Regions from separate parts of the Homo sapiens genome. Here region 2 is linked to region 1. The links are chromatin loops, found by intact Hi-C in ENCODE. Cell type or tissue: CD14-positive monocyte. All regions are shown on one strand. Links, peaks and the distances in the headings refer to the core of each region. The heading gives the core; the rest is flanking DNA.

Region 1 (15,741 bases), core at 3,583-11,582:
CCCAATCTGGGTTGAAACCTGTCTCTGCTGCTTTTCAGATGTGACCTTGGGTAAGCTGACACTCTGAACTTCAGTTTCTTTATCTGTAAAAAGGAGGACAGTGTAGAAATTTGCAGGCCAGATAGTATATGTAAACCCCCTGGCACAATTAATAAATAGAAGCAAATGTCAATAATAATAGGGGAACCAACAAAATTCCGTCGGGGCTCAGGGCCCTTGAAGAGTACATAGAATTTTGACATCAAGGAGAAGCCAGAGAACATTTCAGGCAGAAAGAAGAGCCGAGCCAAGCATGAAAGCAGGTAATGAGGCGACGGGGGAGGAGGGCAAGCTGGGCTGCCTGGACCACGGAGGAATCTTGCTAACGATGACACTGGAAAGTAAGGACAGGGCTGGTCATGGGCAAACACTGAATGCCAGGCCTGGGGGTCTCATCCTCTCTCCTTAGCCAATGAGGCATCTCAAAGTTTTCAATGGCATATGAGCCATTATTTAATTTGCTTTTTTTTAAAAAAGAATGCTTGTAACAACAATAACAATAGTAGTGACTACTTACTGTGTACCTCTATCACTGTGCGAAGATTTACAGTGTAATGTCATCTGATCCTTAAGATTATCTGAGGTTACTGGTTTTTTGTTTGTTTTGTTTTGTTTTGTTTTTGAGATGGAACCTCATTCTGTCACCCAGGCTGGAGTGTAGTGGCATGATCTTGGTGCACTGCGAACTCCACCTTCCGGGTTCAAGCGATTCTTGTGCCTCAGCCTCCCGAGTAGCTGGGATTACAGGCATGTGCCACCATACCCGGCTAATTTTTGTATTTTTAGTAGAGACAAGGTTTCACCATGTTGGCCAGGCTGGTCTCGCACTCCTGACCTCAGTGATCTTCCTGCCTCCACCTCTCAAACTGCTGGGATTTCAGACATGAACCACCGTGCCTGGCCTGAGGTTACTCTTATTATCTCCATTTTACAAAACTGAGTGAAATGGTTCAATATGAAGACTGTAGCCAAATTGCCAGGATTCAGATTTTGGACTCACAGCTCACTAACTGTACATGGGCAACTTACTAAACCTCTGTGGGGCTCACCATTCCCACCTTTAAAACGGGGATGGAGATAGCATTTACCTAACAGGGAGGTTGTAAAGAGTAAATGGTCAATGCATATATAAAGTAATTAGAAGAGAGGCTGTCAATAAGCTCCCAATAGCTCTTATTTGATGATGACTGCCCAAGGTGACACACTTAGAGAGAAGCGGTCCCAGTGGGTTCATTGATGGAGACCCTCCAGTGAGCCTTTGTCCACAGGAGGTGAGTGAAGGTGTTGTGGGGCAGCACAGAGGGGAAGAAACCAGGGCGGAGATGAGGGTCTCCGTGGAAGGAGCCTCTCCAAGGTTGCTGATGGGTGCCCCTCGGCTTTCACGCACCAGGGCCTTAGGAAGAGTGAGTCACAGCCCCACACCACATGCAGGTGGAGGCCTAGAAGTTCAGCAACTCACCAGAAGCCACAGTGGGGCAACAGGAAAGTTCAGATATAATCTATGTAAGGTTAAAAGACCCCTATCTTACTCACCCTCTCCCCACACTTCCCATGCCAAACCATTCTCCCTATTAGCCCCTATAGCTCCTTGCTAATTTCCATTCCTATACCTGTTCACCTGCCGCTTCCTCCACCTGGAAGAGCTCCTTCCAGGCAAACCAGACTTTGCAACTTCCCTGAGAATGTGGTTTAAAATTCATGAGCCGCTGGAAGCTTTCCCGACTAGCGCTGTTCCTTCTAATCATCCCCCCTACCCCACCCCTTAACCTTCTGGGATCAGCTGAGAGCTCGAGTCCTTTGAGAAGCCCCACCTGACCCTAGGTTGAGTTATTACTCAGTGGTTCTCACTTGAGCATGGTTTTAACTCCTAGGGGGCTTTGGTAATGTCTGGTAGGGTCAGCTTCATGAGTGTGCTTGGGGTTTAATGCACTGTAGTTGCCATCTTGAAATTCTTAATAGTTTTATCTTTGACTTTGTGTTGTGTAGATGAAGCTGATGGGACAATAGAGCGTATGCCAGGGGCTTAGTCTCAGTTCATGTGGTCCCCCCTTCTGCTGCCTCCTTGCCTTTCTGGCATGGGTTTCAGGTCCCAGCTCTCCATCCACTGATGCCCCTGGCCTGGCCAGGCCTCTCTCTTCCTACTCCCACTCAGCAACCACCGCTGCCCTCTCTGTCCTTAGGGGGTCTTCATGTGGGCATGGAGAGGTTGAGATAGTGTGCTTTTGCGGCACGACATCTCAGGGTGGAGCATGGCAGTGGCCATCCCTGACCCAGGCTGGCAGTGCCATGGAGCATTAGGCAATAGGCTACATGGGGAGCATGCTTTTTACCCACCTCTGGACCAAGGGTGTCCTTGTGCCATGGTTGTAATGCCCTTGGGGGATGTCCATCTGCCATGGGCTGGGGCAGCGAGTTGTGGGAAGGGAGACCTGGTTTGACTTCCATGCCCTCGGAAGGGCAGATGCATGGCCCAGTGGCTGGTCAGAGCGGGGACATGGCAGCTGGTGGGTTGCATGTGTGTATATGCTGAGTCATGGGGTGGGGTCACCAGACACCTACAAGGGTTTGCACTCACCCTGCTAGTGTGCCTATCCCTAGGGAATGAAAACACTTTGTATCTGAGTATCTTCAATGGCACTTTCCCTCTGCTTTATGAACGAAGGGTCCCACACTTTCTTTTTGCACTGGGCCTTGCAAATTATGTAGTTGGTCCTAATGTCTAGAGACGTTTTTAGTTGTCATGGCTGAGGGGGGTGCTACTGGCATCTAGTAGGTAGAGGCCAGGGATGTCGCTAAACATACCACAGTGCACGGGACAGCCTCCCACAACAAAGAATTATCTGGTCTAAAATGTCCATGGGGCTGGGCGAGGTGGCTCATGCCTATAATCCTAGCACTTCGGGAGGCTGAGGCGGGAGGATCTCTTGAGCCCAGGAGTTCGAGACCAGCCTGAGCAACATAGTGAGACCCCATCTCTATTTTTAAAAATTAAAAAAAAAAAATGTCCATGGGGCTGAGGTTGAGAAACATGGGATTTTGTATACTTCCTTTCTGTTCCCACGCCCTCTGTGCTGATTTCTGTCCTGGCTCTTTGCTCAGGTTGTGGAAATGACCTCATTACGTGTCTAGACCAGAAGTTCCTCAAAGACAGGGTTGAATTTTTGTCAATCTCAGATCCTTAGCACCAGGACCTAAGGTGGTGATGGGGCATAGTAATTCACTGACTGTACTGGCAGACAAGCTGATGAACTTACTTTATCATATTTTAACCTATTGTTTTGTGTGTGTGTGTGTTTGTTGGAAGTCTAAAACCATTTACAGCCGTTCTTGAGGCGTTACATGATTGTTGTATCTTTCCTAAGTGGATTGTAAATCCCTAAAGCACAGGAAATACACTTTTTTTTTTTTTTTTGAGAGGGAGTCTTGCTCTTGTTGCCCAGGCAGGAGTGCAGTGGCACGATCTTGGCTCACAGCAACCTCCACCTCCTGGGTTCAAGTAATTCTTCTGCTTCAGCCTCCTGAGTAGCTGAGATTACAGGCATGTGCTACCATACCTGGCTAATTTTTGTGTTTTTAGTAGAGACAGGGTTTCACCATATTGGCCAGGCTGGTCTTGCACTCCTGACCTCAAGTGATCCACCTGCCTCAGCCTCCCAAAGTGCTGGAATTACAGGCGTGAGCCACCATGCTTCACCAGGAAATAAACTGTCTAAGTCTTCTGTGTTGCTCAGTTGTGCTTAGAACAGTGCACTGTATGCAGCAGGTGCTCTGTAAGCAACAACGTCTTTTGCTCTGTTCTGTGTCTACCTTTCTGCATGTCCAAGGCCCAGATTACATTCATTTATTCATTCAACAAACATCCATTCAGAATTTACTATAAATTTCTTTTCTTTTCTTTTCTTTTGAGACGGAGTTTTGCTCTTGTTGCCCTCACTGGAGTGCAATGGCGCAGTCTTGGCTCACCGCAACCTCTGCCTCCCGGGTTCAAGCGATTCTCCTGACTCAGCCTCCTGAGTAGCTGGGATTACAGGCATGTGCCATCACGCCTGGCTAATTTTGTATTTTTAGTAGAGACAGGGTTTCTCCATGTTAGTCAGGCTGGTCTCAAACTCCTGACCTCAGGTGATCCACCCACCTCGGCCTCCCAAAGTGTTGGGATTACAGGCGTGAGCCACTGCTCCCAGCCTAAAGATACAATTTCTATTCTCAAGGAGTTCAGTGTGGCCAGGGAGTTAGAAAGTTTTTTTGTTTTGTTTTGTTTTTTTTGAGATAGAGTCTCCCTCTGTTGCCCAGGCTGGAGTGCAGTGGCATGATCTTGGCTCACTGAAACCTCCGCCTCCCAGGTTCAAGTGATTCTTCTGCCTCAGCCTCCCAAGTAGCTGGGACTACACGTGAATGCCACCACGCCTAGCTAATATTTGCATTTTTAGTAGAGACAGGGTTTCACCATGTTGGCCAGGCTGGTCTCGAACTCCTGACCTCGTGATCCGCCCGCCTTGGCCTCCCAAAGTGTTGGGATTACAGGCGTGAGCCACTGTGCCCGGCCAGAAAGTGTTGTAACTCCATGTAATTAAGCATCATAATTGCTGTGAAATTAGCCTTCAGAAAACTAATGATCAAGAAGAGAGAAAATTCAGTAGAATTTTAATTCCACCAGAATTAGAAAATTATGTTTGTAACAGAGAGTTCTCAAGCTCGTTTGGGTTTGTAACTCAGACCTTTGCAGCAGTTGGTTTGTTTGTTCAACAAGTATGTGTCTGTGTCAGGCCCTATTCTGGGTACTGGTGATGCAGCCGTGAATGAAACAGACAAAGCCCCTGTCCTCCCAGAGCTCACCTGCCAGCAAGAGCCAGGGACAGGCAGCAAGTCAATCCGTGGTGTATCACAAGAGGATGTATGATTGAGAACAATGAAAGGGCAGGGGACAGTGAAAAGGCAGTGTGCGGGACTCTGTTGTAGGTGAGGGATCTTCCTGGGGAAGGAGGTTCAAAAGTGACGTGTGGCTGGAAATCAACTCAGACTTCTTGGGATGTTGGTGTGCTCCACCCACCCTACCATACAGGCCCTATGCATGCCCAGAAATCCCTTCTGAGCTGCAAAGACACTGACTATAAGTAGGAATGAGTTGAATGAAGTGTTGCTAAGTTTTTAAAGGGCTTTTCTTTAAAACATTTGTGTGAAAATATTTTTCCCAAGTTACTCCTCTCAATTAAAAAAAGTTTGAACACCTCATTTCCACTATTTGTATGAATTAATTAATTAACTTACTACATGTGCTACCATACTAATATTTTATGCTCATTATAAGACTAACACAAGAATAAAAAGTATGGAGTTAACATAAATATAAAAATAAGGCTGGGCATGGTGGTTCACGCCTGTAATCCCAGTACTTGGGAGGCTGAGGCGGGCGGATCACCTGAGGTCAGGAGTTTGAGACCAGCCTGGCCAAAATGGTGAAACCACATCTCTGCTAACAATACCAAAAAATAAATAAATAATAGCTGGGTGTAGTGGCAGGCACCTGTAATCCCAGCTACTTGGGTGGCTGAGGCAGGAGAATTGCTTGAACCCAGGAGGCGGAGGTTTCAGTGAGCTGAGACCGCACCATTGCACTCCAGCCTGGGCAACAAGAAAGAAACTCCGACTCAAAAATAAAAAAAAAATAAGACCCAAGATTTTCATCCTGTACCCTCAATATATCAGTTTGTGCTTCCCCCTCTTGGGGACCCCTGTTCTAAGGTAGAAAAGTACTAAATACTATTTTATTTTTGGATAAGAAGAAACTTGCCTAGAGGTCACTAGACAGACACCTCTCAGGACTTTTTTACGATTTGGAAAAGAATAAGGGAGATTGAGGTACAGGAGGAGAGAGAAAGGCAGAAAGGAAGAAAAGAAAAGGGGGATAATGAAGAAAAGAAATAAAAGAAATAAGCTTTCTTTTTTTAAAAAAGAAAGCAAGATAAAAGAGAAGGAGAGAAGGAAAGAAAAAGAAAGAAATGAAGAAAGAAAAGAAAAGAAGGAAGGTAAGAAAGGGAGAGAGAGAGAAAGGGAGAGAGAAAGGAAGAAAGGGAGGGAGAGAGAGAGAGAAGGAGAGAGGGAGAGAGGGAAGGAGAGGGAGAGAGAAAGGCAAAAAGTAAGGAAAAAATACCCCCAAGACGCCACTGGACAGAGGCAGTGCCTGTGCTGTCTGCCCGGCCTTTGCTCAGACCTCTCAGTGTTGTAAGAATGTTCCGTCACAGTCCATAGGCTGGACCTTGGCCTCTTTCCACACATTCAGAACCACCAGCTAATGCAATGGAGATTGCTTTCTGGTCCAGCTCTCTTACCCGATGGCCAGTTCCCCTTCGTGGCCCTCACTTGGCAGTGGTGTCAGGAGTGATGTGGAGGCTGACCTTTTCCCATCACTGTCCTGCACAACTCATTAACTTCTCCTTGCAGCTGGAGATGACCATTATGGAGTAGAAGAGCTGACAGGTTTTTCAGAGAGCAGAGGAATGCACAGTTTCCCAGAAGTTCCTGATCCAGGAGTTCTCGCCTGTAGAGCATGGGAGATAATCTGGTTTATGGGGCCATCAGAAGAAAGTCATGTTCCAAGCTCTTAAAGAACCCTGAGCTCTTTTTCTTTTTAGACTCTTGCATTAAAAACAAAGGAATGAGACAAGGCACTTCAGTGTAGAATGGATCAAGGAATACAAAATAAAATAATGAAAAAATGCTATGCAAATAATACAAACATAAAAACACAAGCAATGTTTCTTGAATGAAATTTTTTACTTTCAAATTTGATCTAGCCCTGCACCAGGAGGCATGCAATTTGTTGAAGGAATAAATGGTGAATTTTCACGATAATTCTGTGACAATGCAAGGTGGACAGGATCTTCATGGAACCAAGGAGACTGAGGCCCCAGAACTTAAGGGCCCAAGGTCATACAGTGAGTGAACAGGTGTCAAGACCGGTCCTCCATTGTCACCAGGGCACTGCCTCCATGCAGGCCTTTGGTTTCCTTTGGGAAGATTTATCACTTGCCTAGCTACTCTGGTGAAGTCATTGCTTTAGGGCAATGGGACTGAGTTTAAACATATTGAGCACCTAAAGAAGACAGGCATGTATCGGGCATGGGGTGGTGGGGTGGGGTATAAAGCCGTGAAGCTGGCCCCTGCCCCCAGGAAGCTCACAGCCCATGACAACTGCAGTGACCCTTATGCCTGTCATTTTCATTACTGTCTTCCCTGTCTTGTTATTGAATATTATTGTAATCTATGTGAGCATTCACCTTTTAAAAAGGCTTTTAGTTTTTGAATTACAAAACTGATAAATATCACCATATAATCTAGCAATTCTATTTCTGGGTATATGCCCCAAAGAATTGAAAGCAGGGTCTTGAAGAGATATTTATACACCCATGTTCATAGCAGAATTATTCACACTAGCCAAAAGGTGGAAGAAACTCAAATGTCTTTTCTTTTTTTTTTTTTTTGAGACGGAGTTTCACTCTTGTCACCCAGGCTGAGGTGCAATGGCGCAATCTTGGCTCACTGCAGCCTCCGCGTCCCAGGTTCAAGCGATTCTCCTGCCTCAGCCTCCTGAGTAGCTGGGATTACAGGCGCCCACCACCACACCCGGCTAATTTTTGTACTTTTAGTAGAGACAAGGTTTCACCATGTTGTGCAGGCGGTCTTGAACTCCTGACCTCAAGTGATCCGCCCACCTCCGCCTCCCAAAGTGCTGGGATTACAGGCATGAGCCACTGCGCCCAGCTTCAACTGTCTATTAAGAGATTTTATATATATATAGGTATTTGTTTATTCATTCATCTCTCAATAGACACAATAATTTTCCATTATATGTATACATATATAGCATGTATACAACATATATACATACATATATACATTTTATATATACATGTATATACGTATACCTACAATGGAAAATTATTAAGCCTTAAGTAGGAAGGAAATTCTGGCCAGGCGTGGTGGCTTACGCCTCCATCTCAGAAAAAAAAAAAAAAAAGAAGGAAGGAAATTCTGACACATATCTCAACAGGGATGAACCTTGAGAACGTTACGCTACTGAAATAAGCCAGACACGCAAAGACAAAAACTGTATGATTCCACTTATATGAGATATCTAGAGTAGCCAAATTAATAGAGACTGAAAGTAGAATGGTGGTTTTCAGGGGCTGGGAGGTGAGGGATGGGGAGTTATTGTTTAACGGGTACAGAGTTTCAGTTTTGCAAGATGAAGGTTATGGAGCCGGATGGTGCTGATAATTGCCCAATAATAACAATGTGCTTAAAATACTATTGAACTGTACACTTAAAATGGTCAAGACAGTAGATGTTATGCTATGTGTATTTATCATAATTTAAAAAGATCAAATAGACATTATGATAAATTCCAATAATCAAAACTTACTAAAGCAAAAAGAGAAAGTCTGCTTTCTCACCTGTTTGTCACCTCTCCTCCTTGAGATTTATTCTCAATCTCCTCTCTTTATCTAGGCAATTGCTATTCAGTTTATTTGTTTCCTTTGTACTGTTTTGCCTGCTTGCACAGATATACACACACACGTGCATGCACACATGCATATATGCTATTAAAAGCCAAAACGGGGCCGGGTGTGGTGGCTCATGCCTGTAATCCCAGCACTTTGGGAGGCCGAGGCGGGCAGATCACAAGGTCAGGAGATTGAGACCATCCTGGCTAACATGGTGAAACCCCGTCTCTACTAAAAAAATACAAAAAAATTAGCTGGGTATGGTGGTGCGCACCTGTAGTCCCAGCTACTCGGGAGGCTGAGGCGGGAGAATAGTGTGAACCCAGGAGGTGGAGCTTGCAGTGAGCCAAGATCGCGCCATTGCACCCCAGCCTGGGCAACAGAGTGAGACTCCGTCTCAAACAAAACAAAACAAAACAAAAAAAAAAAACACCAAAACAGATCATTGATTCCTTCTTCTCCCTTTCCCCCTTGTACACTCCTCAAAGGGAGCCAAAAGGAGAACTTAAGAATGTGGGTGGTGGGAACAGAAGGCTGACTGGAATTTCCATTCCTCCCCTTACTCACTATGACCATTCACTAGTGATTTAATTTCTCTAAAGCTCAGTTTCCTCATCTGAAAGGTGGGATAATATTATTGCTGAGACTTAATGAAGAAAACAATGGAACACGCTGGCACATAGGAAACATACAGTCAGGGCTGACTGGTTATGTGCTTCTGGAAGTTTCTTCCATAACGTGGGCTCTGTGTGCAGTCAGGGCTCAAGGAAGTCTGTAGCAAGAAGAGGAGAGCGAAAGGGAGAACCTCTTAGCAGGCGCTATGTTCATGCCTAGGATGCAGGTATCATCTTCCCCGAAGGGTCTAGTTAAGAAGAGTTATTGGCCAGGTGAGGTGGCTCACGCCTATAATCCTAGCACTTTGGGAGGCCGAGGCAGGTGGATCACTTGAGCCGAGGAGTTCAAGATCAGCCTAGGCAACAAGTGAGAACCCCTTCTCTACAAAAAATAAAAAAAAAATTAGCCTGGTGTGGTGGTGCACACCTATAGTCCCAGCTACTCAGGAGGCTATAAGCAGGAGGATCGCTTGAGCCTGGGAGGTTGAGGCTGCAGTGAGCTGAGATCGTACCACTTCACTCCAGCCTGGGCAACAGAGTGAGACTGAAAAAAGCAGGAGCAGCAGCGGCGGCAGCGGCAGCAGCAGCTGCAGCAACAGCATTATTCTGTTCTTTCCAGTGATGAGAAGCAGCTGTTACACGGTGGATATCCTTTTCAAAATAGTAGATCCTGGAAGTGAAAACTCATAATATAAACTTCTAGGTACAGGTGACAGAACAGAATCCAGAAAGCATTTAGGACCCGGGATACATGGATAAGTGATTATAGGAAGGTCTTGGGGTCATGGAATATGTGCAGCACATGGGGTCCAGAGGTCTGAGTTCAAGTTCTACCTTAAGGATATATATATATAACCTTGAGTCACACACACTATACACTCTTTTTTTTTTTTTTTTTTTTTTTTTTTTGAGACAGAGTCTTACTCTCTCACCCAGGCTGGAGTGCAGTAGTACAATCTTGGCTCACTGCAACCTCCCCCTCCTGGGCTGAAGCAATCCTCTCACCTCAGCCCCCAAGTAGCTGGGACTACAGGCATGAGCCACCATGCCTGGCTAATTTTTGTACTTTTTGTACAGGCAGGGTTTCACCATATTGCCCACACTGGTCTCAAACTCTTGAGGTCAAGCAATCCACTTGCTTCAGCCTCCAAAAGTGTTGGAATTACAGGCATCAGCCACCATGCCCAGCCTCAGTTTCCTTCCCCAGAAAATTGTATATCTTGTAGGGTTATTGTGAAGATTAAAGTGGAATGTGCATGCAAAAGTACTTTGCAAACCACAAAGCTCTAGGTTGGAGTAAATAACTGAACTTTTAAAAAAAATTTACTTTAAGTTCTGGGATACAACGTGCAGAACGTGCAGGTTTGTTACATAGGTATACATGTGCCATGGTGGTTTGCTGCACCTATCAACTCGCCCTCTAGGTTTTAAGCTCTGCATGCATTAGGTATTTGTCCTAATTCTCTCCCTCCCCTTGCCCCCTACCCACCGACAGGCCCTGGTGTGTGATGTTCCCCTCCCTATGAATGACTGAACTTTATATCAATGCGTTTGTGTCAATGTTCTGCTATAAAGCACTGCAATCCTTTTTAACTTTTAAAAATGGAAATAACTTTTTTTTTTAGTTCTTGGTAATATACAATCATTGTAAAAAATTAAAGCAAAATGAGAAAGTGCAAGTTTCTTTAATCTCAACTGTTGCTGACACTTTCTAATTCTTATTTATTTAATGATATCTCAATATATTAACTGAAAAAAGTTTCAAACATTTTTGTAGTATGGTCCTATTTACGGCTTAGGAATTACTGCCAATCAAATATTAGTGACAAGAATAAACATGCAATACGCTACGTTAAGATTATATGATCTCTTAGAGACTTTTATAATTCTCAAATTCTATCAATTATTGCTGAAGATCCTTTATGTATTTAAACTAGAATAGAGTACTAGTTAGAATTTAGGTTCTACATTGGTAAAAATGGAGATAATACAAGTGCAAATTCATAGTTTGAATGAAGATTAAATTAGATAATGCACAGTATTTTCATAAAGCAACAGAAAAGTTAGTTGCTATGATTATCAATAATACATTTAGGTTATTTTGTTACTTGCTTTTGCTAAAGGACTTGCTTATTGATGACCACAGGGTAGTTTATCTGATTAACCTGTGATTACTGGGGATAAATAAAGTAGAAGGCTTTAGGAAATAAGATTGTTAATTTACAAGGTTGGGAGGTAGTGCAGAAGTAATTATGAAGACTGTGGAGGTTGGAAGCAGTGGGTGGGGACAAGTAGGTAGTCCGGCTAGGTGATGGCCTGGGACTTTCTGATCTGTGGTGTCTGGCTGTCGCTTCTTTGGTCATAAACTCTTAACTACTGTTCCTGAGATTTCATGTGCATTTCCCTATACAAATCTTTAGTGCTACTGCCAGACTGTTAATATGTGAGGAGATAGTGCTTGCTTTTTTTCTCTGACAATGACAAGAAACTTATTATATGAACCACGTCAAAATTCCATAGTAATTTTTTTCTCCATTTGATCTAACTCCAAAGTCTTTTCCCTACCTCTTATTAAAATTTAAATGTTATACGTGCAACACTTGGAACAGAACAAGAGGCACAGGATCTTTTAAAGTTTAAAGGTTACTTTTAAAAAATCACATTTGCTAAGGGAATTTCTTCTGTATCTTTGAAAAGCTGTTAAAATACACACACACACACACACACACACACACACACACACACACCTCTCCCAGCTGTCAATGAATGGTATAAATAACAATTGTGACTTTAACCACAACAAAAATGTGTTACTTCTTAGGTCGTCTTTGAGGTTTTCCTTTTAGGAACTGTTTCTAGGAGCCAAGTTTTGGTTTTGTTTTGTTTTTTTTTTTCTGCGATCACGGCTGACTGACTGAGGACTTCAGGCTGTTTACGCGGGAGAGCTTTAGATATGTTTATTTGTATGGCATTGTATCAAGGCCTTCAAATATTTGCTGGGAGGTTTGGTGGAAAATGTCTAGACCAGTGCAAACACTGCAGGCCCCAGAGAAATCCAAGAAGCTCAAGGAACCATTCAAGAACCCGTGCTTTATCCTATTGTCATTACAAGGAATTACAAGGAAATCTTCTGAATCTTTGTCAGACTGGATGAGCCCATCAAAGAGGGTCCAAGTCAATAAAGGATCTTGATTTCACCACGCCTGGTTTCGTTCATTCCACAGCGATGAGAAGTAGAGTGGAAAGCCATCGATCTAAGAGGCAGGCGAGCTTCATACCAGCCCTACATCAGCTACTCACTTGCTGGATCACTCTGCCAAGTCACTGGCCCTCTCGGGGCTCTGGTTTTCTCAGGTTTAAATGAAAGTGGTTAAGTAAAAGAATGTCTAAGCTCCCTTTCTTTGATCCTATCTACCTATTAAATAACTTTTAAGTGTAGTCATTGAACCAGGTCTGCAGTAAAAGATACAAAGAAAAAAATATAAAATGAGATCCCTTGTCTCAAGAAAGTTTGATTGGATATTTAAGCCTCTTTTATTATTTCTCAGCTCCTAGGAGTTTCTTGGAAGCTCATAATCTCACAGAGTATATGTGGCCACAGGCAAATACATAATAAATCATTTATCGATGTTACATCACGAGATAAAATAATATCATCTATGTTGCCGGGCTTTGGGGCCACCCAGGTGGCCAACACACAAATAGATACACCTATAATAACTGTTATTTTATGTGTAATAACAGCTATATCGGGCTCCTACTATGTACCTAGCTCTCTGCTAGATGTTAAAAGCCTTATCTCTGAAACCCTCATGACAATCTTGTAAGGTAGGCAGTGCTATCTCCGTTTTACACATGAGGAAACCAAGACTTTGAGAGATTAAAAAACCTGCCCAACATTGGCCGGGCATGGTGGTTCATGCTTGTAATCCCAGCACTTTGGGAGGCTGAAGCAGGAGGATCACCCGAGGTCAGAAGTTTGAGACCAGCCTGGGCAACATGGCAAAACCCCGTCTCTACTAAAAAAAAGAACCAACAACAACAAAAATTAGATGGGCACAGTGGCATACGCCTGTAATCCCAGCTACTCAGGAGGCTGAGGCAGGAGAATCGCGTGAACCCAGGAGGCAGAGGTTGCAGTGCGCTGAGATCACGCCACTGCACTCTAGCCTGGGTGACAGAGTGAGACTCCGTCTCCAAAAAAAAGAAACTTGTCTAACATCATGTAGCTAAGAAGGGGCTGCAGCTCTTTCGATTCCAAAGTCTAATCTCCTTTCACTGTACCTCTGCCTCTGGGTTTAATGTTTTGCATTTTTTTGGTTTGTTTTTTGCTTTGAGATGGATTCTCACTCTGTCCCCCAGGCTGGAGTGAGGTGGCGCAATCTTGGCTCACTGCAAGCTCCGCCTCCCTGGTTCAAGCCATTCTCCTGCCTCAGCCTCCTGAGTAGCTGGGACTACAGGCGCCTGCCACCACGCATGGCTAGTTTTTTGTATTTTTAGTAGAGACGGGGTTTCACCATGTTAGCCAGGATGGTCTCGATCTCCTGACCTCATGATCTGCCCACCTCGGCCTCCTAAAGTGCTGGGATTACAGGCATGAGCCACTGTACTCGGCCATGTTTTGCATTTTAAGAAGCTATATATATATTCTCTCTCTCTCTCTCTCTCTCTCTCTCACACACACACACACACACACACACACACACACACACACACACACACTCCGGGATTTTGAAGATAAGTAGACTGAAGCACAGGTTGCTTAAATGATGTGTCCCAAATCCCTTCACTAGAGACTGGCAGACGAGGGACCTGAATGAAGCCAGGTGCTCTGACTCAAGAAAATGTTCTCTTACCCTGCAGCACCGCTTGTGCAGCGTGCCCCAGCTGACACGGTTTTGTAAGATTCCTTGAACTCTCCTAGGTGGGGCAGGCATGCCACACGTCCCCTCCCTGCATTGTTCATATGCTGCTTCCTATTTTCTTGCTCAACTCTCTTGCAATCTCTCTCAGTTCTATACATGGGAATTTCATCTTTCTAGCTGCTCAGGCCCCAAAACAAGAACCAATGACTTGTCCTTTTCTCTTACACCTGTATCTACTCCTTCAGCAAATCTGCCAAACTTCCTTCAACATAAACCCAGGATCTGACCACTTCTTGGCTCCTCCACCATTCTCCTTTCAGTCACACCAGGCATCTTTCCTGTCATCTTATTTGGTCCCTCTGCATCTTCCCTTGCTCCCTACAATCTCTTCTCCACACAGTAGCCGGAGGAATCCTGTTAAGTCAGAAGCCACATCATGTCTTTCTCTGTTGATAAACGCTCGAATGGCTTCCGGTCTCACTGGGAGCAAAAGCCCTATGAGACGGACTTGACTCCCCCCATGGGGCCTCCTGGCTCTTTCTGGAACACATCAGGACACATTTCTGCCCCAGGGCCTTTGCACTTGCAGTTTTCCTGCCCTGGGACCCTCTTCCCCAGATGGCTGCAGAGCCCACTCCTCAGCTCCCACAAATGTGTGCTAATTTGCCATCTCCTTGGGGAGGCTTCCCTTGCCCACCTTTATTAAAACTGCAGCTCATCTCCTACCCAATGTTCTCCAGCCCCACGCTCTGCCTCCTTTCTCCTTCTAAGCACTTATCACCGTCTGGCAAACGATGCATTGAACAAGTTCGTTTTATTTGTCATGTAACTCCCCAACTAGAATGTAAGCCCCACAAAGGCAGGGTTTCTCTTTTGGGAGGGGAGGTTCTGGTTTGTTCACTAATATAACCCTAGTGTCTACAACAATGCCTGGCACTTTGTAGCTCTCAATACATGGTTTTTTTGTTTGTTTGTTTTGAGACAGAGTCTCGCTCTGTTACCCAGGCTGAAGTGCAGTGGCACCATCTCACCTCACTGGAACCCCTGCCTTCTAGGTTCAAGTGATTCTCCTGCCTCAGCCTCCCAGGTAGCTACAGGCATGCGCCACCATGCCTGGCTAATTTTTTGGTATTTTAGTAGAGAGAGTTTTGCCATGTTGGCCAGGCTGGTCTTGAACTCCTGACCTCAGGTGATTCGCCCACCTCGGCCTCCCAAAGTGCTGGGATTACAGGCATGAGCCACCGTGCCCGGACCCAATACCTGTTTTTTGAGTGGATGAATGAAGGACATTCATTCCCTGTCCCCTGACAGGTCTTAGGGCCTCATCTCTTCCTGATCTGCAGACCGGATCATTTTTATCTCAGTCACATGTTCAGTCTTCTGAGATGTGGTATGGCCACTCATTTATCACTGACTCTCACTTAAGCCCAGTTCCTACCTAAGATGCTCTCCACAGAGGCTTGGGTGAGGCTGCAGTCATGCCAGCTTCTGCTCTCATCCCACATTCTTTGAGTTTAATGAGGGAGCCTCCCTCAGGCACCATCCTGGACCTTTTCATAAGACCCTGCCTTCACAGACAACATTCTCGGTTTCAGGAGCCATAGAGCTGTTGAAGGTCAACCATTCAACTTACTGAGTATTAATTATTCAAATGTGTCTGGTTGTACAGGAGGCCTTCAGCCAGCAATGAAATGGAGGGTGAACCAGGATGAGGGAGAA
Region 2 (15,741 bases), core at 2,608-10,607, 85 kb after region 1:
CGCTGCACATGCCACGCTGAGCTCCATGTGCCTGCCCATCCACACCTCCACGCCTTGGGACAGACTGGTCCCTCTTCCTGAAGTGCCTGTTCCCATCTTTCATCCTCCTCTAGGAAGTCTTCCCTGACTGCTCTCCCTCAGCGGGCTGTAACTGTGTTCACTGGCCTCTAGTCCAGGAGCGCCTCAAGGCCAGGGCTGGGATATCACTCTTCTCTGGATCCTCAGCCTGTAGCTGCCTGACTCATGGTAGGTGATGGGTTCTTTCTTTTTTTTGGCATATGTATGTTGGGTGGTGTGATGAATGAAGAGGTGAGTGAATGAACCTGGCCTATGTAGGAGCCGTGACCAGGTGCAATCCTACCAGCTGCCCAACTGTGCTCTCCTGAGTCCTAGCAATAACCCTGGGGGCACTCAGCAGGGCCTGCTCAACCCCCGACCTGGACCAGCGAGACCCATGCACGTCTCCCTCCCGTGGGGACATCTACCTGCATTTCCCAGTCTCAGGCTCAGTGTGTTTCATTTCTCCAGCCATGGGGCCCAGCAGGTGTCAGCAGCAAAGCAGAACTGGGTGGGACAGTCCTTCCTGAAGATAAGGCAAAGTGCCCCAGCCCAGAGATCAATCCTGTAAATCCACTTTCAAAGGGCTGAATAAGGTGGGACATCCCTGGTTCCTTCTTCAGCCATAAATCTCTAGGCTCAGATGGTAACTGCCCTCCTCTTGACAAAGCTGTAAAGAGCACGGCATAGCAGCAGTCGGGAAAGAGCATGGACAAGAAAGGTCCTTCGGGTGGGGCAAGGCCCACCTGTCTTGCCCCCTAAGCTTTGCCTCCCTCCCTGCATGGGCTTTGCTGTCTCTGTGGGGACCTGTTGGAGGTTGCAGGGCTTGACTGCCAGTGCCGGAGGCTTCTGTGAGCATCTGTCCTGTAAATACCCAGGCTCCATTCTGCTGCTCAGCCCATGCCGATGCCACCTGACTTCCTGTGAATGAATGGAGCACTGTAAAAGGAGTCCAGCTCGGCTGCCCCCCATGTGACTGTCTAAGAGTCACCTCCCCTCTCGAGGAGGCAGTGGGGTGGGTGGACTAGATGATCCCAGAGGCTGCTTTCAGCTCTAACGCCCCAGTTGCTCCTGTTTTTTGTTTTTTGTTTTTGAGACGGAGTCTCGCTCTGTCGCCCAGGCTGGAGTGCAGTGGTGCAATCTCGGCTCACTGCAAACTTCACCTCTCTGGTTCACACCATTCTCCTGCCTCAGCCTCCTGAGTAGCTGGGACTACAGGCGCCCGCCACCACGCCCGGCTAATTTTTTGTGTTTTTAGTACAGACGGGGTTTCACCGTGTTAGCCAGGATGGTCTCAATCTTCTGACCTTATGATCCGCCTGCCTCGGCCTCCAAAAGTGCTGGGATTACAGGTGTGAGCCACCACGCCCGGCCTCCTGGTTTTTTTTAGACAGAGTCTCTCTCTGTCGCCAGGCTGGAGTGCAATGGCCCGATCTTGGCTCACTGCAACCTTTGCCTCCTGGGTCCAAGTGATTCTCCTGCCTCAGCCTCCTGAGTAAGTGGTATTACAGGTGCCCACCACCATGCCCAGATAATTTTTTGTATTTTTAGTAGAGTTCAAGTTGGCCAGGCTGGTCTTGAGCTCCTGCCCTCAAGTGATCCACCTGCCCTGGCCTCCCAAAGTGCCAGTTGCTCTTTCTGACCCGTTTGAGAGCAAAGCTGTGTGAAGGTTTTCCTCTCAGGTCCTGAATTTTCAAGAAAATCATGTTTGGAAAGACCAGAGTCAAGCATAGTAAAAAATAACAAACTTGAAAATAATGACTCTTTGTGTTTTGATTTCTCCTAAATCCGGCTTCTGTAACTGTACAGTAACAGGGCAGTGCAGGGAACAGCACCGGACAAGAGAGTCTCCAAATCCTTAATTCCATTCTGCCCCGCCCCGGACTAGCAGTGTCATTGGGGTGAGTCATTTTTCCCTCTGTAGGCCTCAGTTTGCTGATCTGTAAAATGGGGATATTTAATGCCTTACAGAGAGCTTGCCATGTGCCTTCTCCAGTACTAAGTAGAGAGACAGGTAAATAAGACAGGATCCTAACTTTTTTTTTTTTTTTTGAGATGGAGTCTCGCTCTGACCCCCAGGCTGAAGTGCAGTGGCATGATCGCGGCTAACTGTAAGCTCCACCTCCCGGGTTCAAGCCATTCTCCTGCCTCAGCCTCCCGAGTAGCTGGGACTACAGGTGCCCACCACCATGCCCGGCTAATTTTTCTGTATTTTTAGTAGAGACGGGGTTTCACCATGTTAGCCAGGATGGTCTTGATCTCCTGACCCTGTGATCCGCCTGCCTTGGCTTCCCAAAGTGCTGGGATTACAGGCGTGAGCCGCCGCGCCAGCCTAATTTTTTTTCAAAATTTTGGTTTTGCTTTAGGAGAATTGCTTGAACCTGAGAGGTGGAGGTTGCAGTGAGCCAAGATTGCATCAGTGCACTCCAGCCCAGGCAACAGTGCAAGACTATGTCAAAAAAAGAAAGAAAGAAAAAGGAAGGAAGGAAGAAAGGAAGGAAGGAAGGAAGGAAAGAAGGAAGGCAGGCAGGCAGTCAGGCAGGCAAGCAGCTTATTTGGGAGGTGATCCCCGGAAACACTGGCAGAGAGAGAAGTCAGGTAGGGAAGTGAAAGCAGTCAATACAGAGTGCAATTTCAAGCCAGCTACCATTATGAGCTTCATCCCAATAAGGAGCTCAACAACTCTATCCAATGACTTCTCTCTCCTTTCCCACAAAACATCTGTGACCAGACACTTGGCTTAACCTCCACATTTCTCTGCATCTTTATATAGCTTCTCCTCCTTTTATGATAACTCAGAGGAGCAGATATCCCCTTCCTCTGAACAAATGCCTCCACTTCAACTCTTCATCTACTCCCTTTCTACCCCTCCAAAACCTTGCTCCGCCAGAGGCCCCCTGCCTTTCTCTACTCCCGCTCCCTCTTCATCCTCATTCCTTGATAACACTTTGCAACCTGACTTTCATTTCCCCTTCTTCCTCCCATGCACTGAGGCTTGGGGGCTTTACTAAGATGCTTTTCCCAGAGGATCCTTCCTCGAGTTTCCGATACACGTCTATCCACCTTGTTTCATAAACAGTCTATTATTATTCACTGCTAAAAAACTCTCATCTCAAAATGTTAAGGATCATCATAGCTACATAACAAAGTTGTGGTAAGGATTCGAGGTTAAATACACTGTCTAGCAGAGCCTGGCACAAAGAGGCAGTCAGTACACAGCAGCAACCAATACCATCACCAAGCTTAATTATTGGAGTTTGCAACCCATGGGTGATCAGGACAGAATATGACAAGAAGGAGAGCTGTTAGAGGCAGAAGAGTAGTAGTTTGGGATCATTTTACAGAACTGCAGGAAGTCAGTGTCACCAGAGTTCTTGAGATTTCCCAGTCTCTTGGACATTGGTGGTGATGGGCGTTCTTAAGGATGACGACTGTAGTTAGAAGAGCTAGTTCCACAATCATCACAACAGTTTTTCCCTCTTAAATAGAAAGTGCTGGTTTTCCATGTCAATACTAAATGTTCAGTAACAACTGGCTGCAGTTGACATTCCCAAGCAAAAGCAGGGGTCAAGCCCTATCCAGTAGAGGAACCAAAGCAGAACCAGCCTTGCGTGGTTGGTCATCCGGCCACTGAACTTTCTGCCACAAAGTCAAAGAGGTTTGGGACTAGCACGAGAATAGAACAGCAGTGGGATGAGTAGACAAGGGAGCCCACACACAGACCCGCAGGAATGTACAAATGAAGTACATGGGCACCGAGGCATTTCAAAGCCGTGAGGAGAGGATGTCTTGATTATTAAATCAATGGTGCAGGGATGATTGACTAAGGGCTTGGAAAGGCATAAAGTTCCCGTCTGTGCCTCACATCCCATGTCCAAATAAGATTCAACGTCTAAAGAGTTACACATCAATCAACCAGAAATTGGAAAACAAGTGCCTGGCTTATTTCACTTAGCATAATGTCCTCCAGGTCCATCCATGTGGTTGCAAATGGCAAGATTCCCTTCTTTTTTAGGGCTGAATGGTATTTTCTTGTATGTATACACCACCATTTCAATAAAGAATTGGTTAAGTGATTGTATATTGATACAATGGACTTTTATATAGTCATGAAAGTCATGTTTTAGAATAGTCAATGCTCATGATCTATTCTTAAGTAAAATAGTAAGCTAAAAAAACATATAGCTCCAGGAGTTGAGCAAGAGAGGCACCCTGCCTGCTGGGCCTGTCTGCTCCCCTGAGTTAGGCACTCCAGGAAGGGGTTGAGAGCATCTGAGTCTTGGGGCCCAGCCCTGAGGCCCTCACTTTCCCTGCCTACTAAGGGGCCCTCAGGAACAAAAGCAGAGCCAAGGAGTTGTACAGCTATAGAGTCCAGTGTGCTCAGCCCCTCAAGTGTGTGATGGAAATAGGCCCAGAGAGGTCAGGTGACCTGCCCAGGGCCTTCCAGCCCTCACACAGCTGGAATCAGGATCCACGGCCCCCAGCCTGGAGCACTGGACATCACATTTCAGGGGAAGTGGGGTGCTGGGCTCACACGTGAGAGGTCTTGCTAGCTGCCAGCCTGGGGCTCACCCGCCTGCTGTCCACCCCTTCAACATCGGTAGTGGGACTCACAGGCACGAGGCTGGGGCCTTCTGCTGCAGACACAAAGCATACCGCCACCTGAGGTCCAGGGTCATGATTCAAAACCTACTAAGTGCCCATCAGTCCTTTCCCAGGTTGAAGGGAAAACAGGACTCCAGCCCCCACATAGTGCCTGGCCACCTGCTGCTCATGAGGCCTTGTCTCCCCATCTTTAGGAAGGCTTTGTGTGTGTGAAAGTTTTTGCATGCACTTGTCTTAAGCATCTTCACGGCCCTGCAAGGTGGGTTTGATTGTCATCCCCATCTTACAGGTGAAACAGGTTTCCAGAGTCTGAGTAGTTTGCCAAGGCGGGGAAGGGGTGATCCAGGACTCAAACCCAGGTCCTCCAACTGCCACTTTCTCTGACTTTCTGGGGGTCAGTAACCCCAGTCCCTTCTCTCCTAGCCTGTCAGAGATTCAGCAGAGACCCCAGGTGGAGGCTCAGTGAGCTCTGGTGTGTGATAGGGACCTGGGGTCTTGTCACTGTCCTGACACCTTATCCTCTAGGTGGCTTTGAAACCATCCGTGTCACTTTGGGCTTCACCAGAGTTGCCAATCCCAGCCTCAAAATTCAGCCACCCCACCCCAACCTCTGGGGGCTGAGGCAAAGACTCTTCTTTTCTCCACAAAGCTAGAATGAGGACCTTCTGGGGGCCTAAGGTAAGAAATGGTCTATTTCTAAAGGGCCTGGTGTCTGGGTAAGCTCTGTGTATTTTCTTACGTTTGCTTTTTGGGGAACTTCATTCAGAGGAGACTTGGCAGCCTCTCTGAAGACACGGAAGTGATCAATGGCAAAGCTGCAAGAGGCTGTAAGCCCCACCTAGCATGACTTCCTCATTAGGCACATGGGGAAACTGAGCCTCAGTGGGTGGAACAGGCCTGCAGGGGCACAGTTGGGACAAGAACTCCGAACTCCAGGGCCCTCTACAGCTCAGGCTGTGCAAATGGGGCTGGTCCCGAAAGACGGTCCGGGCTGATGTGGGGACTGTCAGGCTGTGAGACGGGGCTCACTGGCCAGCCAGCCCAGAGGCAGCGTAGGCGCTCTGGCAGGAGACCCCCCCCAGGAAGTTTCGAAACCTTCAGCAGGATTTCAGAACCGTTCTAGACCCCATGCAGATTGTTTCTCTGTTAAAGAAGGCGCTTTAAGAAGCTGCCGAAGAGGCTCTGCCTTTGACCGTCAACAGGCATCTTTCCTCTAGTCCATCAGCCCACAAAGACAGGAAATCTGATGGGGGGAAAAACAAATAAAGTCATGCCAAAGTCGGGTGTCAGTAACCAGGGGGGCCGCCTGAGGCGTCGCATCCAACCCCCGCCCAGGTTTCCGCCCCGGGCCAGCAGTAGCCAGTCCCCGAGGGCCCATCTTCCAGCCCTGAAGCGGTAAACGCCTCACCTCTAGTGGCGAGTGCGAGGAACCGCACCCTAGCCCGCCTGACTGTCCAGCCCCGGGTGGTGCCCATCCTGCCTGTTGTTCCCTCTCAAACCAAATAAACCTCCCGACGTATGGACTCTGGCTGTCGTAGATGCAGACTCTCCTGCAATGCTTAACACCGTTTTGCTACCACGTGACGGCTGCAGACACTGTCCTCAAACTGCAGCCCCACAACGCAATTTTTGTACTTTCATCTGACATACCCGAAGGTGTCCTTTTTAAGTCTTGTTAATATTCATAATGACGTATAATCCAAAGTAAATGGAAATGTCATATTGTGATTGCAATGGAAACGGCATATTGCGACTGCATTGCCTTGGCGAGACTGTCGTCCTAACAGATTTTGAGGGGGCGGGGATGGTGGCTCACGCCTGTAATCTCAGCACTTTGGGAAGCCAAGTTGGGAGGTTCACTTGAAACCAGGAGTTCGAGCCCAGCCTGGCCAACATGGAGAAACCCGTCTGTACAAAAAAAACAGAAAACAAACAAAAAAAAACACAAAACCAATTAGCCGGGTGTGGTGGCACGCACCTGTAGTCCCAGCTGCATTAGAACTGAAGATGGCTCCCCATCTCATACACGGTGAAAGCCAGTCTTTATCAAGTTCTACATGTAGCTGGTGCAGTGTTTCACACCTGTAATCCCAGCACTCAGCACTTTGGGAGGCTGTGGTGGGTTTCACTTGAGCCTGGGAGATAGAGGCTGCAGTGAACCGAGATCACTGCATTCCAGCCTGGGTGACAGAGTGAGACCCTGTCTTAACAAAAGAGACTTGGAGGGGCTGGAGGGGAAGGTGGAAAGGCAGAGGAAAAGGCAACTGGAACTTAGGGTATGGTCTTGTTACTCTTCACCAGGAACCATTTGAGGTAGGCCCCCAAGTTACAGATGGGGAAACTGAGGCCCAGAGAGGTTAAAATACTTGTGCAGAATCACACAGCTGGCTGATGACAGAAGCACGACGCAAACTGAGGCCTCCCAAGACTTTCTGCACCAGGACCAGCCAGCCATGCTGTTACCTACTCATTCAACAAACAGCTGTGGAGTATTGACTCTAACGTCAGTCCCTGCCTGGGCCCCTGAGAGACAGTCATCAGGGAGATCATCTATGAAGACACAATAATGGTATGTTAGAAGGTGACCAGTAGCAAAAACTATGAGCATAAAGGAACTGGGTGGGCAGGCAAGGTTATGCTTAATAGGCAGGTCGGGCGGGCCTCAAGGTAAGTGTTGAGCTAAGACTTGGAGGGGCGGAAGGGAGCAATGGGGACACCTGGGGAAAAGGTTCTGAAGGCAGAGCCATGCTTGGCATGACTGAGGAAAAGCAAAGTGGCCAATGTGGCCAGAGCAGGATGGGGCAAGGGAAGAACAATGGATGGGGGCAGAGGATCGGACCCAAGTCATGTAGAAACTTTTTTTTTTTTTTGAGACAGGTTCTCATTGTATCTCCCAGGCTGGAGTGCAGTGGTGTGATCATGGCTCACTGCGGCCTTGACCTCCTGCTTTAGCCTCCTGAGTAGATGAGACTAGGCATGTGTCATCATGCCTGGCTATTCTTTTAATTTTTATTTCGCAGAGATGGGGTTTTGCTATGTTACCCAGGCTGGCCTTGAACTCCTGGGCTCGTGCAATCCCACCACAGCCTCCTAAAGTGCTGAGTGCTGGGATTACAGGCGTGAACCACTGCACCAGCTACATGTAGAACTTTATAAAGACTGTTGCTTTCACTATGCGTGAGATGGGAAGCCGTCTTGAGTTCTAAAAGACGCCCAGTAGAAGACAAACCTGTCATCTGGGGCAGGTCAGCAGGCCCAGGTTGAAGGTCCCTCTGTTGGGGGCCTGCCAGAGGGTCTGGCCTTCAAGGCCCAAATGGCATCCAGTATCCAGGGTGGCGGCAGCTCGGTCCCCACCAGATCCCTCTGCAGCATGACTCCGCTGAAGGTTCTGGCTGCCGACTCCCTTAGGAAGCCCCTGTGTGCTGGCCCAACTCTCCAGGCCTCCAGCTCATTCTCTGAACCACCTGACACCCCTTCCCATGCATTCCTTTTCTGCTTATGTTAACCAGAGTGGGATACTGTTGTTTGTGACAAACAGCCCCGCTTGGTACTCTGACGTGATCTATCGTCCAGGTCTCAACTCAAGTGCCCCTGTGAGGCCTGCCCTGCCAACCCCAGGCACTTCCACATCTCCCTGCTTTCTGTTCTTCAGGGCGTTCATCACCAAAAGCATCTTGTGTAGTTATTTCTTCCTTTCTCTCACCACTAACCTTCATGAGAGTAGGGGCCATACCCACCATTACCCCCAGTAACCCCAGGGCCTACACCAAGGCTGAGGGAACAGGAGCCTGCTAATGAGTATTTGTTGAACAAATGGGTAAAAGCTGCTGATGTGGACGTTTTATGAAAGGAGTCGAAGCCATGTGTCTAGAGCGTCAGTTCTGATGATGTTGGGTCCAAGCCCAGATGTGCGTGTGCAAGAGCCTCGGTTCAGCTCCAGAAGACTCCTGGGGTACAGATGAGAAAGGACCCCAGGGACCACTGGCTTATCCTGAACAGAAAAAGGGAGAGAGGAGGCCAGGCGCAGTGGCTCACGCCTATAATCCCAGCACTTTAAGAGGCCAAGACAGGAGAATAATTTGAGCCCAGGAGTTCAAGAAGAGCCTGGGCAACATATCGAGGTTGCATCTCTACAAAAAATTAAAAAAATAGAAATTAGCAAAGCCTGGTAGCACATGCCTGTGGTCCCAGCTACTCTGAAGGCTGAGGCGGGAGGATCACTTGAGCCTGGGAATTCAAGGCTGCAACGAGCTATGATCGCACCACTGCACTCCAGCCTGGGAGATAGAATGAGACGCCGTCTCAAAAACAGAAAAAAGAAACAGCCTTATTGAGGAATAACTGATATGCACAGAACTGCACGTGGTTAATGTGTACAATTTGGTAAGTCTGGACATTTGCAAACACCCATGATACTGTCACTACCCTGAGGGAATAGACATAGCCAACACCTCCCCAAGTTTCCTTGTGTCTCTTTGGTTTTGGTTTTGTTTTGGGTTTTCCCGTGTGTGGTAACAACACAACAAGAGACCTACCCACTTAACAGATTTTGAAATGTACAGCATTGTTATTCATAGGCCCTGTGTTGTACAGCAGATCTCTAGAACGTATTCCTCTAGCATAACTGAAACTTTACACCCATGGAAAAACTCCCCGTTTTGCCCACCCTCCAGCCCCTGCTAACCACTATTGTATACACTGCTTCTGTGAGTTTCACTGTTGTAGATACCTCATAAAAATGGAACCATGCGGCCGGGCGCGGTGGCTCACGCCTGTAATCCTAGCACTTTGTGATTGGGAGGCCGAGGTGGGCAGATCACGAGGTCAGGAGATCAAGACCATCTTGGCTAACACGATGAAACCCCATCTCTACTAAAAATACAAAAAATTAGCCGGACGTGGTGGCGGGCACCTGAAGTCCCAGCTACTCAAGAGGCTGAGGCAGGAGAATGGCGTGAACCGGGGAGGCGGAGCTTGCAGTGAGCCAAGATCGCGCCACTGCACTCCAGCCTGGGCGACAGAGCGAGACTCCGTCTCAAAAAAAGAAAAAAAGGAACCATGCAGTATTTGTCCTTCTGTGCCTGGCTTATTGCACTTGGCATAATGTCCTCCAGGTCCATCCATGTAGCTGCAAAAGGCAAGATTCCCTTCTTTTTTTGGGGTTGAATGTTATTGTCTTGTATGTCTCTACCACCATTTCTTTACCCATTAATCTGTAACTGACGCTTGAGTTGTCACAACACACTTTCTAGGCTGATCCATCAGTACATGGGTGATGCAAAATGGTAGCCTCCGGTCACAATAGCTGACATCTTTGATTCCAGCACTTTGGGAGACTGAAGCAGGTGGATCAGTTGAGCCCAGGAGTTCACGATCAGCCTGGGCAATACGGCAAAACCGCGTCTCTACGAAAAATACAAAAAACTAGCCGGGTATGGTGGCATCCACCTTTGGTACCAGCTACTCAGGAGGCTGAGGTAGGAGGACCGCTTGAGTCTGGGGGACAGAGGCTGCAGTGAGCCGATAGCGCACCACTGTACTCCAGCCTGGGCAACGGAGTGAGATCCTGTCTCAAAAATTACACTACAATACACTACACTACACTACACTACACTACACTACACTACAATACTAAAATAAAATAAAATAAAATAAAATAAAATAAAATAAATAAAATAAAATAATAAAATAAAATAAAATAAAATCGGTGGCCTCAACCCCAAGTGTGAGTGGCTTTTCAGTTTGGCTCTCCAGGGCTGCTCAGGAGCATTTCCTGTATCTCTTAATTTAGCTTCTCAGGAGAGAAATGACAGCACAAGTTATGACTCATCTCCTTAAGTCAAGTGTCAGTGATGTGGTGACATCACATGGTAAAACCATGGCTATGGGCAAGGCACACAAAGCCAGACGTGTCTTTCCCAGGAAGTCCCTGACCCAGTGGGAAAGGAAGAAGGGAGAGGTGGCAGCCAATGGAAAGAAGGGGCAGGAGCCAAGCAGGGCCACAGGACCCGAAGCAGAAATGATTCAGAAAGCAAAGACTAATAAACAGCCAATAGCAAGACACTTAAAAAAAAAAAAAGAGAGAAATGACCTACATGACCAAGAAAGGGTGAATAAATTTCACTATGGCCATCTGAAGGCTAGAAAGTTATGCAGCCATTGCTGTTTAATGATGAATAATGGTGTGGTATCTTGCAAATGTGTAGGGAACACAGAAGGATGAAAATTGAGTTTAGACTGAGTTCTTTTTCTTTTCTTTGAGACAAGGTCTTGCTCTGTTGCCCAGGCTGGAGTGCAGTGATGCAATCATAGCTTATTTCAAGCTTGAATTCCTTGGATTCAGGCGATCCTCCTGCCTCGGCGCCCCACCCAGAGTAGCTGGGACCACAAGTGTGCACCACCATGCCTGGCTGAGTTTTATTTTACTTTTTGTAAAGATGGGATCTCACTATGTTGCCCAAGCTGGTCTCAAATTCCTGGATTCAAACCATTCTCCCTCCACCATGAGCCACCGCCCTGGTGTGATCAGTGATGTGGAGCTTCTTTTCATGTGTGCTTGTCTTCTTTGGGGAAATGTCTAAGCCTTTTGCCCAGTTTTGAATTGGCTTCCTTGTTTTTGTAATTGTTGAGTTGTAGGAGTTTTTTTAATATGTTCTAGATATTAATCCCTCATTATACATACAATTTGCAAATATCTTCTCTCATTCTGTCAGTTGTCTTTTCACACTTTTTTTGGTCTTTTCTTTTGAGATAGGGTCTCACTCTGTCACCCATGTTGGAGTGCGGTGGTGTAATCATGGCTCACTGCAGCCTCGACCTCTTGGGCTCAAGTGGTCCTCCCACCTCAGCCTCCCAAGTAGCTGGGACTACAGGCACATGCCACCATGCCCAGCTAATTTTTTATTTTTTATTTTTTTTTATTTATAGAGATGGGGGTCTCCCTGTGTTGCCCAGGCTGGTCTCAAAACTCCTGGGAACAACTGATCTTCCCACCTTGGCATTCCAAAATGCTGGGATTTACAGGCATGAGCCACCACACCTGGCCTCTTGTCACTCTCTTCATAGTGTTTTTTGATGAAAGTTCTTCAACTGATGAAGATCAATTTATCTATTTTCTTGTGTTGCCTGTGCTTTGGGTGTTATATCCAAGAAAACATTGCTGAATCCCATGTTTTCAAGGGTTTCCCCTATGTTTTCTTCTAAGAGTTTCATGATTTTAGCTCCTATGTTTTTGATCCATTTTGAGTTAAATTTATATATGGTGTATGGTAAGAGTCCTACTTCATTCTTTTACATATACTCAGTTTTCTCAGCACTGTTTATTGAAAAGATTGTTTTTCCCCCCATTAAATGGTCTTGGCACATCTCTCTTTCCTTTCTTTCTTTTCTTTTCTCTGTCTATTTCCTCCCTCCCTCCCTTCCTTCCTTCTCTCTTTCCTTCTCTCTTTCTCTGTCTTTCTATCTCTCTCTCTCTCTCTCTCGTCTCACTTTGTCACCCGGGCTGAAGTACAGTGGAGTGATCTTGGCTCACTGCAACCTCAACTCTCTCTCTTTCTTTCTCAAGAGTCTCACTCTGTCACCCAGGCTGGAGTGCAGTGGAATAATCTCGGCTCACTGCAACTTGAACCTTCCAGCTTCAAGTGATTCTCGTGCCTCAGCTTCTCGAGTATCTAGGATTACAGGCATGCGCCGCCACGCCTGGCTAATTTTTGTATTTTTGGTAAAGACAAGGTTTTGCCATATTGGCCAGGGTGGTCTCAAACTCCTGACCACAAGTGATCCTCCTGCCTCAGCCTCCCAAAGTATTAGGATTACTGGTGTGAGCCACTGTGCCCAGCACATCTTGGCACCCTTTTCAAAACTCAACTGACCACTGACGTGAGGGTTTGTTTCTGGGCCCTCTATTTCACCCCATTGATCTAGATATCTGTCCTTATGCTAGTATCACAGTTTTTGGTTTTTCTTTTCCTTTTTTTTTTTTTTTGAAACAGAGTCTCACTCTGTCACCCAGGCTGGAATGCAGCGGCGTGATCTTGGCTCACTACAACCTCTGCCTCCTGGGTTCAAGTGACTCTCCTGCCTCAGCCTCCCGAGTAGCTGGAATTACAGGTGCACGCCACCATGCCCAGCTATTTTGTATTTGTAATAGAGATGGAGTTTCACCATGTTGGCCAGGCTGGTCTCGAACTCCTGACCTCAAGAGATGCACCCACCTGGGCCTCCCAAAGTGCTGGGATTACAGGTGTGAGCCACTGCACCCAGCCTGTTTTGTTTTTTTGAGACAGGAGTCTCACTGTTGCCCAGGTAGAGTGCAGTGGCATGATCTCAGCTCACTGAAAGCTCTGCCTCCCGGGTTCACGCCATTCTCCTGCCTCAGCCTCCTGACTAGCTGGGACTACAGGTGCCCACCACCACGCCTGGCAAATTTTTTTGTATTTTTAGTAGAAACGAGGTTTCACTGTGTTAGCCAGGATGGTCTCGATCTCCTGACCTTGTGATCCACCTGCCTTGGCCTCCCAAAGTGCTGGGATTACAGGCGTGAGCCACTACGCCCGGCCAAGTTCTCCAACTCTTCTTCTTTTTCACAATTGTTTTGATTATTCAGGGAGGGTGCCTTGAAATTCCCTATGAGGTTTAGAACGAGTTTTCTATTTCAGAAAGAAAATCAAACATGCCATTGGAATATTCAGAACGATTACATTGAATCTGTAGATTGCTTTGGATAGTCTTGACACATCATAATAATATTAAGTCTTCCTTCATAAACATAGGATGTCTTTCATTTATTTATGTCTTCTTTAATTACTTTCAGCAAGGTTTTATCATTTTCAGTGTGTGAGTCTTTCACCTTCTTGGATAAATTTATTGTAAAGTGCCTTATTCTTTTTGATGCTATTACAATGATTTTCTTTTCTCTGGACTGTTTATTGCTATCGTATATAAATGCAACTGATTTTTGCGCTTTGCTGAATTGGTTTATTTGCTCTAACAATTTTTTGTAGAATCTTTATGGTTCTCTACATAGAAAATCAATGGGCAAACAGAGATAATTTTTCTTCTTGGCCAGGTGCAGTGGCTCATGCCTATAATCCCAGCACTTTGGGAGGTGAGGTCAAGCTGATAGCTTCAGTCCAGGAGTTCGAGACCAGCCTGGCCAACACAGTGAAACCCCATCTACTAAAAATACAAAAAAAAAAAATCAGCCAGGTGAGGTGGCACGCACCTGTAGTACCAGCTACTTGGGAGGCTGAGGCAGAAGAATCGCTTGAACCCAGGAGGCAGAGGTTGCAGTGAGCCGAGATCGCACCACTGCACTCCAGCCTGGGAGACAGAGTGAGACTCCATCTCAAAAAGAAAAAAACAAAAAGCAATATCAACAAAGCAAAATGACAGCCTACCAAACAGGAGAAAATACTCACAAAGAGATTACTATCTGGGATAGATAAAGAACTCCAAACACTCAAACAAAAAAACAAATTCAAAAATGGGCAAAAAGGCCAGGTGCAGTGGCTCATACCTGTAGTGCCAGCATTTTGGGAGGCTGAGGCAGGAGGATCACTTTGGGCCAGGAGTTCAAGACCAGCCTAGACAACATAGCGAGACCCTGCCTCTACAAAAAAAAATTAAAAATGAGCCAGGCATGGTGGCACGAGCCTCTAGTGCCAGCTACTTGGGAGGCTCAGGCAGGAGAATCACCTGAGTCCAGGAAGTTAAGGCTGCAGTGAGCTATGATTGCACCACTGCAAGGACAGAATAAGATCCTGTGTCTTAAAAGAAAGTAATTATCTGTTCCACTTCCACTCCCAGGTGGAATTGAAACAAGAACTCAAGCAAATAGTGCACCAATGTTCATAGCACCATTAGTCACACAATAGGAAAAGGTGAAAAGAAACTCACTGTCCATCAAAAGTTCAATGGCTAAACGATGTGTGAAAAATACATAAAATGGATTATTATTCAGTCATAAAAAGGACTGAAGCTCTGATCCACGCTTAATATTAACAAAACATTGAAAGCATTATGCTAACTGAAATAAAGACAGCCACAAGGCACAAATATTATATGATCCCTCTTCTATGAGGTATCTAAAATGGGCCAATTCATAGGGACAAAGTAAAATAGAGGTTACTGGCAGCTGGGGAGGGGGAAATGAAGAGTTATTGTTTAATGGCTATAGTTTGTTTTGTGTGAGTGAAGAAAAAGTTTTCACATAGTGGTGGTGTTTACACAACACTATTGATGTACTTGGTGCCACTGAACTGTACATTTCAAAATGGCTATAATGATAAACTTTATGTATATTTTGTCACAACTTTTTAAAAGTAAAAAGTTATATACATATAAATATTCCTTAAATTTGTATCTACATTATCAAAAACTGGGAACAAGCTGAAGTATAAAAGGGGGAACAATTTAACACACATCAGTAAGAATGAAACTTGTTTATGCTAAAACAGAAAATATAAAATGATGTTTGCTAGGAGAATAACTATTAAAAACATGCCCACAAAGACTGAACACTAATATACAAAAATTAAGATAATTCTATTATAATTTTCTCTCATTTCCTTCCTCTAGTTATATTAACATGTTAGATTTCTTTTCAGTCTACTAACAACAACAATATGCCACATCAAAATAATTATCCTGACTGCTAAGCTACTGGGTTGAGATAGGTCTGTTTTAATACAAAGCAGCTTCAACTAAGAGCCTAGGAATTACTACGCAGCCAGGCCTACAAAGGCAGTCCCAAGAAACAAGACGGAACACTCAAATGGCTATCCTTCTTCACTTTCACACTGACAGCTTGTGTTCTTCCCCACATCTTACCTGAAGGCAGGGTCAGGGAAATTCAGAATTTCACAGGAGAATATGGAAAAATTGAGAGCAAGACATAAATGAATGGGATGCATTGGTGAAAGTTCTCTTACTGCAATATCACTAGCAGCTTTGTAAGCCACCAAGCTGTTCTCTGCCACCTCCTTCCTGTCATTTCCTGTGGCAAATTCTGCCAGATACCTGTGGTAGACCCCTTTCCTACAGCAAAATTAAAAAAAAAAATTAAACCAGGAACAATGA

What was found. Hi-C counts contacts between places; a loop is a spot of excess contacts. Peaks named below come from ENCODE experiments on the same cell type or tissue, not always from the same donor. Only the 100,000 strongest peaks of a DNase experiment are listed, where the experiment ranks them.
Region 2: it touches region 1 in a loop (8-fold over the local background); 4 of 110 quality-filtered maps call a loop at or near these places.

What each region holds. Positions count from the first base shown.
Region 1 is chr17:37,753,090-37,768,830 of GRCh38, forward strand. No RefSeq gene overlaps it. Among named protein-coding and RNA genes, the nearest start is that of HNF1B, 16 kb to the left of the region's middle. In CD14-positive monocyte, for the core only: no CTCF peak of the experiment used is centred there; DNase peaks (open chromatin) are centred at 8,092 and 9,072; H3K4me3 peaks cover 719 bases; H3K27ac peaks cover 626 bases.
Region 2 is chr17:37,838,810-37,854,550 of GRCh38, forward strand. It overlaps the pseudogene YWHAEP7. Among named protein-coding and RNA genes, the nearest start is that of TBC1D3K, 78 kb to the right of the region's middle. RefSeq lists enhancers at 4,548-5,047, 5,383-5,883. In CD14-positive monocyte, for the core only: CTCF peaks have their summits at 6,086 and 6,289; DNase peaks (open chromatin) are centred at 5,502, 6,062, 9,152, 10,542 and 1 weaker place; H3K4me3 peaks cover 1,498 bases; H3K27ac peaks cover 3,860 bases.